Linked DNA regions of Homo sapiens: regions 2, 3 and 4 are each linked to region 1. The links are chromatin contacts, found by Hi-C or POLR2A ChIA-PET in ENCODE. All regions are on one chromosome and are shown on one strand. The core of a region is the stretch at or near the end of the contact, and the rest is flanking DNA. Distances in the headings are between cores, read along the strand shown. Region 1 holds the start of STRADA (STE20 related adaptor alpha). Region 2 holds the start of CYB561 (cytochrome b561). Region 3 holds the start of PRR29 (proline rich 29). Region 4 holds the start of ACE (angiotensin I converting enzyme).

What was found. A loop is a pair of places that touch in the nucleus more often than their neighbours do. ChIA-PET counts read pairs that join two places held with the same protein, here RNA polymerase II (POLR2A). Pooled maps may share reads with other maps.
Region 2: a map with no recorded cell type shows a loop between it and region 1 (12-fold over the local background). The contact joins the promoter of CYB561 here to the promoter of STRADA in region 1. A Hi-C loop is called at or near these places in 2 of 37 single-sample maps with no recorded cell type and 10 of 50 pooled maps. POLR2A ChIA-PET finds 5 or more read pairs at or near these places in 7 of 52 experiments (GM10248, H1, PC-9 and 4 more).
Region 3: a pooled map shows a loop between it and region 1 (3-fold over the local background). The contact joins the promoter of PRR29 here to the promoter of STRADA in region 1. A Hi-C loop is called at or near these places in 1 of 50 pooled maps. POLR2A ChIA-PET finds 5 or more read pairs at or near these places in 2 of 52 experiments (CD4-positive, alpha-beta T cell and activated CD4-positive, alpha-beta T cell).
Region 4: a pooled map shows a loop between it and region 1 (4-fold over the local background). The contact joins the promoter of ACE here to the promoter of STRADA in region 1. A Hi-C loop is called at or near these places in 1 of 37 single-sample maps with no recorded cell type and 2 of 50 pooled maps. POLR2A ChIA-PET finds 5 or more read pairs at or near these places in 1 of 52 experiments (K562).

Annotation. Positions count from the first base shown.
Region 1 is chr17:63,739,812-63,743,199 of GRCh38, forward strand. It overlaps STRADA (STE20 related adaptor alpha), which reads right to left and starts at 1,988. Exons shown (of 13, transcript NM_001003787.4): 1 at 1,930-1,988. RefSeq lists an enhancer at 114-613 and silencers at 479-647, 2,151-2,270.
Region 2 is chr17:63,444,806-63,448,256 of GRCh38, forward strand. CYB561 (cytochrome b561) reads right to left here and starts at 1,501. Exons shown (of 6, transcript NM_001915.4): 1 at 1,440-1,501. RefSeq lists silencers at 1,198-1,757, 1,928-2,117 and enhancers at 2,087-2,900, 2,258-2,397, 2,901-3,451.
Region 3 is chr17:63,996,792-63,999,939 of GRCh38, forward strand. PRR29 (proline rich 29) reads left to right here and starts at 1,560. Exons shown (of 6, transcript NM_001164257.2): 1 at 1,560-1,633; 2 at 1,916-1,991; 3 at 2,177-2,283. The coding sequence starts at 1,574. It overlaps PRR29-AS1 (PRR29 antisense RNA 1), which reads right to left and starts at 3,108. Exons shown (of 3, transcript NR_126169.1): 1 at 1,534-3,108; 2 at 974-1,131; 3 at 1-472. RefSeq lists a silencer at 1,443-1,492 and an enhancer at 1,746-2,723.
Region 4 is chr17:63,475,513-63,478,655 of GRCh38, forward strand. It overlaps ACE (angiotensin I converting enzyme), which reads left to right and starts at 1,549. Exons shown (of 25, transcript NM_000789.4): 1 at 1,549-1,831; 2 at 2,419-2,586. The coding sequence starts at 1,583. RefSeq lists silencers at 1,809-1,898, 1,999-2,058.

The DNA of each region.
Region 1 (3,388 bases), core at 738-3,237:
CATATAATGTACATAATTATATGTATATACATATAATGTACATAATTATATGGCCCGGGACGGCTGCTCCGACGAAGGCCCGGGCCTGGGGAGATGGAATCGGTGGCAGAGCGAGGAGTGACTGGCTCCGGCAGTGCACCAGGCACCCCGCCAGGCAGGTACCTGTTCCTGGTTTCAAACTCCGGAGCTCAAGCAATCCTACTGCCTCAGTCTCTCAAAGTGCTGGGATTACAGAGGTGGGCCACGGTACCCAGCCTATCAGAAACATTTAACACTATATATATATATATATATATACATACATACATATATATATACACATACATATATATATATACACACACACACACACACACACACACACACACACACAACAAAGCAATATTACTAGTGGACAGACATAGAAATAGCTTTATTGGCCGGGCGCGGTGGCTCACGCCTGTAATCCCAGCACTTTGGGAGGTCGAGGCTGGTGGATCACCTGAGGTCAGGACCTCAGAGATCGGCCTGACCAACATGGTGAAACCCCGTCTCTACTGAAAATACAAAAATTAACCAGGTGTGGTGGGGGGTGCCTGTAATGCCAGCTACTCGGAAGGCTGAGGCAGGATAACTGCTTGTACCAAGGAGGCCGAGGTTGCAGTGAGCGGAGATCGCGCCATTGCATTCCAGCCTGGGGGACGAGGGCGAAACTCCATCTCAAAAAAATTAAAATAAAAATAAAGAGAGAAAATAATAAACCCAGCAAACATTTATGGCAAACTTCCTACGTGTCAGGCACTGTGCTAAATGCTTCATGAGCAGCTCACAAGTATTATCATCTCTGTTTTACGGATCAGGAAATTCAGGTGTGCAGGGAGGTTAAATGCCCAAAGTCACACAGATAAGTGGTAGGGGACTAATTAAATCTGTTCCAAAGCCTGCGCTCTAAAAACCAGAGTAAACTTCCTCCATTTCTGGGGCCACAACTATAAACACTGCATTCCAGCCAAAACACCTCTAAGAAATCTGATTAAAAAGTAGGGGACAGATTTGACCAGTTCAGCACTGTAACTAAAGGCTGAATTCACAGGCTTTTGGCAGGTGATCAAATTTGGTTTCTTCCTTAACTCTCAGGGACAAGAAACAGTCCTGGGTGTCTTCAGGAAGGTATGAGTGTCAATGAAGAATTGTCTTAACGTCGCATATACGTATTGGAACATGCTTCTACTTGAACAGATATTACAATAAGAAAAGGGCAAATTCCAACGGCTCTTTCTCCGGGAAAGTCAAGTTAAAGTATGTTAGGATACAGGAGAAGGCTGGGCAGAGAGGTTAGTTCCCTATTTCCTGAGAACTATGAACAATTTTACCTACCCACTGCCCCTCCCTCGAGCTCTCTTCCTTATCCCCAACCCCCATCTCCGGCGCCCAAATCCCCTGCAGGCACCCAAAAAACATTTCTGGAAAACAAAAAGACAATGAGCTCTTCGTTTAGGCCGATTCTGGGAGTCATCTGGATCTTGTGTCCTTACGAGGACTTGACCCGCTGCCTGTCAGCCCAAAGTGCGCGGCGGCTGGGGACAGCGGGGAGCCCAGGACCGGGGTCGGCCGCCACTCTGCCTGAACAGGACAAACCGGCACCCAGCCCTAGGTTCCCCACCTGGAAGTCCTAGGGGGTGGGGAGGAAGGGGAAAGCAGGAGCCCGCCTCTCTCGCCCGGCAACTCCGCTTCAGCGTCTCCCCGCCAGGCCCAAGCCTATTCTGCTCTCGGGCTGCGGCGCCTCATTGCGGGAGTCGAGGACGCGGGTTAAAAAGGGGGCCCGTGGAGGGTGAGGTGAGCCCAGGATGGCCGCTCCGACGAAGGCCCGGGCCTGGGGAGATGGAATCGGTGGCAGAGCCAGGAGGGACTGGCCCCGGCAGCGTACCAGGCACCCCGCCAGGCAGGTACCTGTTCCTGGAGTTAGCAAGCAGCCCCGACCGTCTTGGCTCCGCCTCCTCAGTTTTACTGCCGCGCCGCCGCCAGACCGGTTGCTGGGAGGGGAGTACGCAACGTGCCATGCGCAGTGGGGCGACCGGGAGGACTGATAGAGCGCTCCGCCCCACCCCGCCCTGCGGGGAAGTCCCGCCCTTTCCGAGTGGCCGCGGCTGCGGCAGGCCCTAGCAGCCGCCGCCGCGCCGAGAGCGGTTCTCAGTTCCCGTTGTCTTTCCCGCCGCGCAGCGCTTCCGCCTACAGCCTCCGCCCCCGCAGCAGGAGGGGGAAGCAGGTGGCTTCAACAATGAAGGACCAGAGAAAGGCAAACTTGGCTGTTCCTGAGAATTGTGTTTTTCTCATTTCATGTGGTAGGACTTCTAATGGAAAACCCGCCTCGCACTTTTCTTGGACGACATCTCAAATGCCCCTCACTTTGGCCTCTCGGGCACCAGACAACAAGCTGCAAAGGGGAAGCCCATCCTTTCTTTGCTCCCCACTATTTGTAAAACAAGGAAAATAGCTCAACTAATGAAAACGATCTTGTCCCCTCAGTATCTTTTTTTTTCCCCCGAAGCCTTCCTCATCCACAGCTGAAGCCGTTTGTGGAAACCTATCAGGTTTGTCCAAGCCAGGTTATGCAGAGCTTGAGAAATGAGGAAGCGATGAACTAAGCCTCACTCCTGTGAGACTAGGTTTTTCAGTGACTTATCCCCCGCGTGCGCAGGAGGGGGTATCCAAAACGCGGATATATACCATCAGGTAATGAACACTCGCTCTTGCCAGCTCTGAGCTTTGACACAGATTTAGACCGTCCTAACTTCCAAGACTGGGGGAGGAGTTTAGCTACATCCAAGTAGGGACTTATAGAAATATGCCCCTGGAAGGCCGGGCGCGGTGGCTCACGCCTGTAATCCCAGCACTTTGGGAGGCCGACGCGGGTGGTTCACTAGGTCAGGAGATCGAGACCATCCTGGTTAATACGGCGAAACCCCGTCTCTACTAAAAGTACAAAAAAATTAGCCGGGCGTGGTGACAGGCGCCCGTAATCCCAGCTACTATGGAGGCTGAGGCAGCAGAATGGCCTGAACCCGGGAGGCGGAGCTTGCAGTGTGCAGAGATCGCGTCACTGCACTTCCAGCCTGGGCGACAGAGCGAGACTCCGTCTCAAAAAAAAAAAAAAAAAAAAAGAAAAAAAGAAATATGCCCCTGAAACTGTGGGACCTGTATGCACATGAGTTCTCATTTGATCTTACATACATCACTTTGATTTTTTTTTTTTTTTTTTTTGAGATGGAGTCTTGCTCTGTTGCCCAGGCTGGAATGCAGTGACGTGATCTGGGCTCACTGCAACCTCTGCCTCCTGGGCTCAAGCAATTCTCCTGACTCAGCCTCCCAAGTCGCTGGGACTACAGGCGCACGCCACAACGCCTGGCTG
Region 2 (3,451 bases), core at 251-2,750, 300 kb before region 1:
TAATGCCACTGAACCATCCCAGTATTAGCAGGAGCCCAAGCTCTGCCTGCCAAGGAAAAGTGGTGAGGGCAGAAAAGTAGTAGGACAAGGCTGGGCACGGTGGCTCACGTCTGTAATCCTAGCACTTTGGGATGCCAAGGCGGGCAGATCACTTGAGGTTAGGAGTTCGAGACCAGCCTGGCCAACATGGTGAAACCCCGTCTCTCCTAAAAATGCAAAAATTAGCTGCGTGTTGTGGCACACACCTGTAATCCCAGCTACTAGGGAGGCTGGAACAGGAGAATCGCTTGAACCCGGAAGATGGAGGTTGCAGTGAGCTGATATTGCCCTCTGCACTCCAGCCTCCTGGCAACAGAGCAAGACTCCATCTCAAAAAAAAAAGAAGGAAGGAAAGTAAGGAAAGCAAGAAAGCAATAAAGCAAGAAAGAAAAGGAGTGGGACAAGCAGGGTGGTTCCACCTCCAGCTCTAGGAGGCTCCCTCATGCAAGGAGGTGGGGCTGCCACCGCCTCGTATTTTCCTGCCTCCATCAAATTTCACCGGGAGAAATCCAGGCACCTAGAGGAGGTGGCAAAGCTTTTTTTTTTTTTTTTTCATTAGCTATTAAACCAAAGGGGCAGAATCTAGGCGCCCTAGATGTAACTTCATTTACGGAGTCAGAAAATCCACAAAGGCTGCCAAGGTGGAATGAATGAGAGGAGGACGACCAGAAAGGAGAAGTCTGGGAAGGGGACCCCAGATCCACACGGATGATCCTCGCTCCGTGATACAGTCGGGGACAGGGCAGGGAGGGAGGGAGGGAGGGTGGCCCTGCCATCTCCCAGGTGTCAAGGTGGCGGCAGCTCCGCCCTCAGCGCAGTTGGCACCGGCCTGACCCACCACAGGGCCACCGAGGCCACCGAAGCCATGGGGCTTTCCCACTCGGGAAACTCCCACCCTCGCGCTCAGAAGCTGGGGGCGTCGGGAGACACAGGCGGGGACCTGCGGCTCCACGTTGCAGCCCGGGCCCTGCTCGGGGCAAGAGGCGGTGGCTCCGGTTTCAGATTTCAAGAGGGCAGCCGTGGCAAAGGCTGGTTGGTCCATTTGCACCCTACCTTGCTCTAGAACGCGGCGCAGGAGCAAAGATCCAAACTCGGGGTCACCAGCAAGCGGGGGTCTCGGTTCTAACTTCAGCAGAGACCCGGCACCCGGGCAGGCCAGGGCAGGGGCCGCCTGGACCGGGAGAGGCTCGGCTCCGAGAGGGCGGGCGAGCCCTGCAGCCCTCGGGCCCAGGGTGCGGGTCGGCGCCGCAGTCCAGTGCGCGGCCGCAAGGGGCAGGTGCGAGGCCGGCTGCTACTCGGGAGCCCCGCGCTGTCCCTCCCTGCGCAGTCAGGGCTCACCTGGGCCGCCCCCGCCCCGCACCCCTGCGCGCTCCGCTCCCACCCCCAGCCCGGCCTCCTACCTTGCCTACCCGAGCGTCCCTTCAGCCTCCCCGCGCCGCGCCCGGGTCGCTTGGCCGGTTCTGCGGGCCGTGGCGCGACGGCGTCGCCATGGCAACCGGGCGGCGGGCTGGGCGGTGTCTCCGGGACCGGAAGTGGCGTACGCGGCCCCCGGGGCTGCCCCGCACGTGCCAGGTCCCCGCGGTTGCGGCCACGCTCGGGACCGGGCCCTGCCAGCTCCGGGCCCGCACGTGGGCGAACCGCGGCCACCGTGAGCCCGGCCTCGCGACCTCCCTCCGGGGCCCCCATGATCGGGGGTGCGTGGGATCTGCGGCCTGCGGGGGTGGAGGGCCGGGAGCTCCCCCGGGCCTGCCTCGAGGGCCGCGGGATTCGTCCTTGCGAGCCCCGACTGCGCACGGAAGGACCTGGGGTCGGCCAGGCCTGGGGGATGGGACGGGCCCCGAGGAGAGCGGGTGCCAGGGGCGAGACCCGCCGCCCTTCCCCGGCTTGGTCCCGCGCTTCCTGATTTTCTCGCTCCACGCCTCCCATTCTGCCCTCCACCTTCTTCCCTGCCCCGCCCTCGCCCTGCCCGGGCCCAGGAGGCCACTAGATGTCAGACCCGGTTCGGGCCTTGGCCACGCCGCCGCTCCGGGAGCCCTGGGGGCACCTCCCCAGCCCCCACGGGGGAGACGATACTGCCGGGAAGGCCCGGACTAGCCCCCGCCCCCGCAGAGTAGCCTTCGGGGAACACCGATTCCACCAGGCTCTCACGAAAGCCGAGAGCTTGCCGTCCGCAGCTTCCCCTGCCCAAAGCGCAGAGAAACGAGGGCGCCGAGGCCAAGACCAAGACCGGGAGCCAGCCCCTTCGGAGCCCGGTCCAGGCCCCCGGTCCAGGAAGTGCTGTGGGTAGATAAGGGGCCCAGCTCAGACTTCCTACAAGCTGGGAAGAAAGGGTTCTTTCCTGTCTGATGCCGGGCCAGATGTAGCAAGCGCCTAGGGGTAGGAGGGAAATGGGGTTTCCTCCCCGCAGAGGGAAACCGGCCTCCATTCAGGAACGCCCTCCCCCACCTGCCCTCCAGGCACCGAGGTTCTGGGAGGCCGGGGGGCAGGGAGACCTGCTTACTTGAATGCGCTTTGTGTATTGCCTGTGTATTGCCACAGGCAGTGGGCAAGATAGGCCCTGGGGATCCAGTACTCGCTTAGTACACAGAGAGCAGTCTCCAGCGCCAGGCGAGACGCACAGGCGTGTCAGCTGCATATGGCACACGGTGGCACATGGCACACCTTCCACGAGCAGACACAAGGGGCCGACACAGCAGGGCCCACCCCCTCAGAGGGACCAAGCTTAAACCCTCCAACAACAGAAAATTTGTAGAGTATCTTTCAGTTGGAGGAAATTAATGGATAATTTAAAGTAAGAAACAGTTTCCTTAGCGTGCTAACAGGCAGAATCCCTGTGGATTGAAGGTGGAACTGAGCCATGTCCTTTGTTTGGTCTGTGGATTTAGACGTGGAGGAGGAGTCCTGACCGGCTGAGCAGGGCTGAGTTCCCTCGTGAGAGCCCCGGGCCTTCAGCCCCTTCCAAAGCCAGGAGAGACTCCTGCTGAGGGGTGATAGGGGCCCTTTGGCTTCCCCCTCACCCCACGGCCCAGCAGCACGGGGCTGCAGGCTTTTCCCTTAGGAGGAAGAGCAGCCGCCTCCCTGCCAGCAGTGTTCTCAAGGGCCTGCTTCAAGTGGGGAGGGGTGGGTGAGGGTGTTCTGACTGAGGGAGAGGCCTGCACACCCGCTGCATGGGGGGGCTCATGGCTACACCTAACCCATTTTAAAGAACAGGCAACGCCACCAAACTGCTCTCTGGCACTAGGGCCCAGAGGCCTTGCCCCAGCTCCCAGATGTCCCAACCCAGGACGACAGACACCCAGACTAACTACCTTGCAACCCTGTTCCTGCTGCCGAAGCTCCTGCCTTGGAAGCCTGAGAAGTGTGCAGTCCTTCAGCTTGGGAAAGGTGGGAAAGGAGAGGACCCCTCCTGCCC
Region 3 (3,148 bases), core at 310-2,809, 260 kb after region 1:
CCCACTGATAGCTCTCCATTACCCACAGGGCCAAGCCTAAATTCCAAACCTTGGCATTCCAAACCTTGGCCTGTCCCTGGACCTCTGCTCTCTGCCCAGCTCCTCTTCTACAGTCAGACAGTTTGACCCACCGGGTCATCTCAGGTCCTGTCCATTCATACACCTGGGTCTTGGCTTGGGCTCTGTCCCCAGCCTGATAGCGCCCGTCTTCCCCTGCTGCTTGGCCCCATCAAGGACTGACTTCCTTGGAACTCCATCCCTCAGCGGTCAAGTCCTCTCTTTTTCATTATCCCCGGGGCGTAGTCTTATCTTTCTGCTCTCTTTCCATGGATACATTTTCACTTCCCAACAATGCTGGGACAAGTGACCATACTGCTTATGCCTCCAGGGTTCAGATGGCACATTGCACACGCAGACACTTCCTTGGTCAAGGTTTGTTGATGATGAGCAAAATGGCTTGTTCTCTTTCTACCTGGAATGAGAATGGAGATGGAGAGAGGCATCTCTGTGTTCTACTCACTGGGGGGCTGTGACCCCAGTGCCTGGATCTCAGCTTGTTAATGGCTGTTGAAGCCATAAGACCCATGGGGACAGTAAAGTAATGCCCACAAGCCTGCTCCCCTAGAGACAGGTACTACGGAGCAAAGGAGGAGGTGGGAATGGTCTTTCTGGTTCTTACTCCAGGACTGGCAGGAAGGGGAGCTGACATGGAGAGTGGGGGAAGGGCTACTCGGGGTGCTAAGCCCAGCTTCCTGTCTGGATTTTCCTTGACTGCTGCCGGGGGCCTATCTTAGGATGGTCACAGCTGCAGAAATAGATCTCCCCCTTCACCTGTTCTTAAGCAAGGAAGACCTTGCTAACTTCCTGTCAAAAGAACGCGTGCTTTGGTAACTTTTCCAGTACGGGAGACAGTACTGGGGACGCGGGTGCTGAAGTCACCACGATTTTCCTCGTCTGAGGAGCAGTGGCTCACCTTGGCCAGGAAACAGGGCAAATAGCCGCAAGGAGAGAGGCGAGAAGCCGGCCACGTGTTTCCAGCCAGAGTCCTCAGCCTCTTCCGTGAATTCGGGCGGTGTTTCCTTCCTTGGTCTGCTCCAGAAACCACTCTTTCCTGGCAGGAAGCCCCTCTCTCTGTCAGAGTGACAGGGAACAGACCCTTTGTCCTCCTCACTCGTCTGCCCTAGCCCCCAGCCTGCTCCTGCAAAAGTCTCTGTTTCTCCTGAACTTTTCAGCTGAGTCAATCGGGCTCTGGGACCCCGAAACCAAGCCTCCCCAGTCACTCGCTTATTCACTCAACAAACACACCCCCCTTCCCCGCACTAACCCAGGCCCAGTTCTGGGAACCAGCAAGGGGAGGGGAGGGGAGCCCCGAGCAGCGCGGCGGGAGGTGGACATGCCGGGGAGGAGACTGGCCTCCTGGTGGCGGGGGAGGGCTCCTGGGGACCCCAAGTCCGCGGAGGAGGAGACAGGAGGGAGCAGGGAGATGGAAGACCCAGGAGCACGGGCGGGCTCCGCGCATGCGTGGGAAGAGACCTTGGCGTCCTCGGCGTCGCCAAGGCAACCGGCGCCAGCCATGGCCTCTGGGGCGGGCGGAAGCTGGGGTCGCTCCCCACCGCAGAGCGCAGTCCCGACGGTGAGGGCTGAGCCCGGGAGCAGATCCTGCCTTAGCTTGGGAGACGGCAGAGTGGGGAGCTGTCCCTGGAGGGGCCAGATCCTGGAGGGGTGGGGGACGAGGAGAGACAGCCCCAAACCGAGAGGAAGAGGCGTGGCAGGGAGCAGGGAGGCCGCGGGGCGGGGAGGAGAGAACCTGGCCCCTGCGGGGTTAGGGAGGCCACTGGCCGGGGGGGTTGGGGCTCGCGACGTGTCCCCATCCATTCCCCCCACCCCACCTGGCTGACTCCGCGCACACCCCCAGCCCTGGGTCACCTTCCTGCAGCCCCTCTCGTGGGCCGTCCCACCTGCGCCCCCGCAGCCAGGCCGCGTGAAGGAAGGTGAGACTCCCGGGTCCCCCCACCCCACCCCCACCATCACCACCACTCACCCTCTTCTGCCTCGCACATCCTCTGGGAGTCCCCGCAGCACAACCCGCCAACCCATTCTTCACCCCCGGGACAGGGGTGTCAGGGGGAGGGGGACTCGGAGGCCCGGCGTGGGCTTGCTGAACCCCGCTTCCTAGACCTGCTGGAACTGATGATGCTGCAGAACGCGCAGATGCACCAGCTGCTGCTGAGTCGCCTGGTGGCTGGAGCGCTGCAGCCCCGGCCTGCCTCGCCCTGCCCTCAGGTGCGTGTGGGTGGGCCGCCGGGGTCGCTCACCTGTGGGTCCAGGGATGCGGATCCACCTGGGGTTCCTGTTCAGGGGGGAAAAGAACTGGGAGACAGAGGAGCAGGAAGCCAGCCCGTCTCTCTGGCTGGGGCTGTTTGGCATCTGTCATGTTTCAGCCTCCATGAAAGGTTGGGGCGGGGAAGAGACCCCCCAAAGTCCAGACCACCGAGGTCTTGTTTTCAAGGAGGTTTCCCTGTAGTGCCTCCCCCACTGGACTTAAGGCTCCAGGAAGGTAGGCACCCTGGTAACCCTGCCCCATGCATCATGAGCGTCTGGCCTGGTGCCTGACACCGTGTAGGGGCTCAGCTGATATTTGTTGAACGAGTGAATGAATAAATGAATGGTTAGGGATACAAAGCCAGGTTGGCTGTGATGGCACATGGAGAGGTACAAAGCACAAGTGCACATAGGGTTGGGGGATGGGGACAGGCTCCTTGGAGGAGCAGAGGATCTTAGAACCAGCCCTTGAAAGCCAGGTAGGATTTTGACCCTTGGAGGAGGCGAAGGGTGTGTCCCCCATCCAGGCTGGCAGGGGCAGAGTCAGGAGACAGAATGGGGGAAACCGTGTGCGGCAGTGTGTGTGTGCAAGAGTGTGTGTGTGTATGTGTGTGCAAGTGGGTGTCTGTGTGCATGCGTGTGTGTGTGCAAGGCTGTGTACATGCATATGTGTGTGCAAGTGTGTGTTCACGTGCGTGTGCAAGGGTGTGCGTGCACGTGTGTGCGAGCGGGTTGTGAAGGCAAGTGTGTGCGTGCAAGCAAGTGTGTGCGTGCAAGCAAGTGTGTGCAAGTGGGGGTGTGTGCAAGCGTGTGTGTGCATGCATGT
Region 4 (3,143 bases), core at 299-2,798, 260 kb before region 1:
AGAAGTGCACCCATGTCCTCTGGTATCCACTGGCTCTCCAAGCCAAACTGGGCAGGGAGGAGTTGTGAGGGAAAACTGCAGGTCAGGAGGGAGGCTGGCAAAGCGGGCCAGGGCCAGGCCTGACCCCAGCTCTCCTCTCCCGGCCCCACTGCCGGCCAGTGTTTAACAAGGCCCTGCCTTCTCCCTCTAGTGCTAGGGACAGCCACCTTCTTCCTCTCCCCACCGCCCCCTCTCCCCTGCAACACGTCATCTGACAAGTCAGTGCGATCTCACTGGAGGTGCATCTCACAGGAACGCGGGGTCACAGCCTCCTGCACACACTCCATGCTGCACAGCAAGGTGCACGTGTCCCTCAGAGCCCCAGACACCATCCCCCACTCACCCAGAAGCCCAAGTGATTCCCAACAGCCCCCAGCAGCCTAATGGGTTGGGGTCTTGGGAGCAGCTGTCCCTGGCTCCTTCCCTGATCCCACCGCCCAGCCTCACCCCACGGTTCCTCCATTGCCCCACCTCCCACTGCGCCGCCGGGCCTCTGCCAGGGTCAAGGGGCTTCCCCCCTCTGGCAGCAGACGCCATGGTGCCGAGGTGGCCTCCACAACCGCCCTGTGCGCCAATAGGACAAGACTGTCCTCCCTCCCCCACACTTGTCACTTTGAGGGACACGTGGATGAGACAGGAAAACACAGGGGAGTGTGGAGACCTGAGGTGACTTGGAGCAAGCCTCTCAACCTGAGCGGCAATTTCTTCATCTGTAAAATGAGGGGGTTGTTCTCATCTCTGAGGCTTTGTGTCGCTCTCAAAGCCTGCTAGCCTCGGGTTCTAGGACTCTGTTGGGATCGTGTGTGATGTTTTCTGCTGAGCGACTGGCAGCCTGTGTCCTCGGGGGGAAAGAGGGCAGGCGCTCCAAAGCTCCTGCGCTCTGTGGCTCCCCCTCCCTCGCAGCCCCAAGCCCCAGGTGTGCCGGCCGCCCTGAGCCCCTCCAGCACCTCCCGGAGGCGCCTGCAAGACACCTAAGGTCCCCGCCTCCCTCCTCTCCCCCCCGCCACACCCCTACCCCCGGCAGGCGACGTCCCCGCCCCTCGACCATGGCCTGGTGAAGAAGCCGGCCAGGCCCGATCAGCCCCATCCCCGCCGCACGAGCGGCGCCTGCGGACAGCTCCTGGGGCCCCGGCCTTGTCACTCCGGAGGCGGGAGGCTCCGGGGGGTCGGGCTGGGAAGATCGAGCCGGAGGCCGCTAGGCTCCCAGGCCCCGGCCGAGGCTGCGCGGCCGCACGGTGGGCAGGCTCGGGTGTTCCGGCAAACTGCCGGGTCCCCATCTTCTAAAGAGAGGAGGCCCTTTCTCCAGCTTCCTCTGCGGGAGCCCGACCCAGCCCCATCCCGCCACCCCCGGGCTGCACCTCGGCCCCTCCCCGGCCCGCGCCCCTGCCCGGGGCGGGCCAGGAACCTCGGCCCGCGCCGCTGGGGACTCTGGAGCGGAGGAGGAAGCGCGGCGGGGCGGGGGCGGGGGTGTGTCGGGTTTTATAACCCGCAGGGCGGCCGCGGCGCAGGAGAAGGGGCAGAGCCGAGCACCGCGCACCGCGTCATGGGGGCCGCCTCGGGCCGCCGGGGGCCGGGGCTGCTGCTGCCGCTGCCGCTGCTGTTGCTGCTGCCGCCGCAGCCCGCCCTGGCGTTGGACCCCGGGCTGCAGCCCGGCAACTTTTCTGCTGACGAGGCCGGGGCGCAGCTCTTCGCGCAGAGCTACAACTCCAGCGCCGAACAGGTGCTGTTCCAGAGCGTGGCCGCCAGCTGGGCGCACGACACCAACATCACCGCGGAGAATGCAAGGCGCCAGGTGGGCGCCCGGGCCCGGGCGGGGGCGGGGCGGGGCCGCGGCGGCCAATCACAGCACGCGGCCGGCTTGTGGGGCGGGCAGGCTGGCGCCCCCGACCCGAACCCCACCCCGACCCCGGACCCTCGCCCCGACAGTCAGCCGCGGGGCCCGAGCGCCGGGCTGCGCGCACGGCCTGCGCTCCCAGCATGCACGAGTTGGATGGATGAGGGTGGCTGCTCCCAGGCCGCGCCCGCCTTCGCCGAAGGTGCTGGGCTTGGCTCTGGGGCCCCCGCGCTCTCGGGCAGCTGCCTTCTCACCTCCGGACGCTGTCGCTGTCACCGTCACCGCACTGCACTGTCCATCCACCCTCCACTCGCCCGGCCTCTTTTCTGGTCCCAATTTCTGCTCCACCATTCCCATGAGGCAGATTCCCTCCAGAAGGAGGAAGCGCGGCTTCCGCAAACTAAGGTCTCCCGCAGGGATCTCCCCAGGGCCCGGGCTCTGGAAGCCCTTGGCCTTCCTCCCCTCCCCCAGCACCGTGGCTTCTCCTTTATGGCCTGCATCTAAGCAGGGTCCTACACCCTCCCTGCCCTCCTGGTGCCCAATAGGAGGAAGCAGCCCTGCTCAGCCAGGAGTTTGCGGAGGCCTGGGGCCAGAAGGCCAAGGAGCTGTATGAACCGATCTGGCAGAACTTCACGGACCCGCAGCTGCGCAGGATCATCGGAGCTGTGCGCACCCTGGGCTCTGCCAACCTGCCCCTGGCTAAGCGGCAGCAGGTGGGCTGAGGGCTGAGGCAGAGCTCGGGGGCGGCCTCCTAGTGCCCCATCGTGGGGGTCGGGGGAGAGCAGCCCATCAGGGAGGGAGGAACCCTGGGATCCACATGGGCCCTGACAGAAGGGAAAGCCCAGGTAAGCACAGAATGGCTTTCTGAGCATTGATTTTTCTTGGAGATGGGGTGGGGAGTTACTTTCTGTTAAAGGAAGCATTCTGGAGTAGGAAGCCAAATTCAAATACACTTCTCCCTAGGCTGGTTTATGAGCTTCTTTGGAAGAGTTGAGAAGGGCTGGGCGTGGTGGCTCAAGCCTGTAATCCCAGCACTTTGGGAGGCTGAGGTGGGCGCATCGCTTGAGCCCAGGAGTTCAAGACCAGCCTGGCCAACATGGCAAAACCTCGTCTCTACAAAAAAAAAATAGCTGGGCTTGGTGGTGCGTGCACCTACAGTCCCAGCTACTCTTGAAACTGAGGGGGAAGGATCACCTGAGCCCAGGAGGTCAAGGCTACAGTGAGCTGTGATTGCACTACTGCACCCCAGCCTGCGTGACAGAGTGAGACC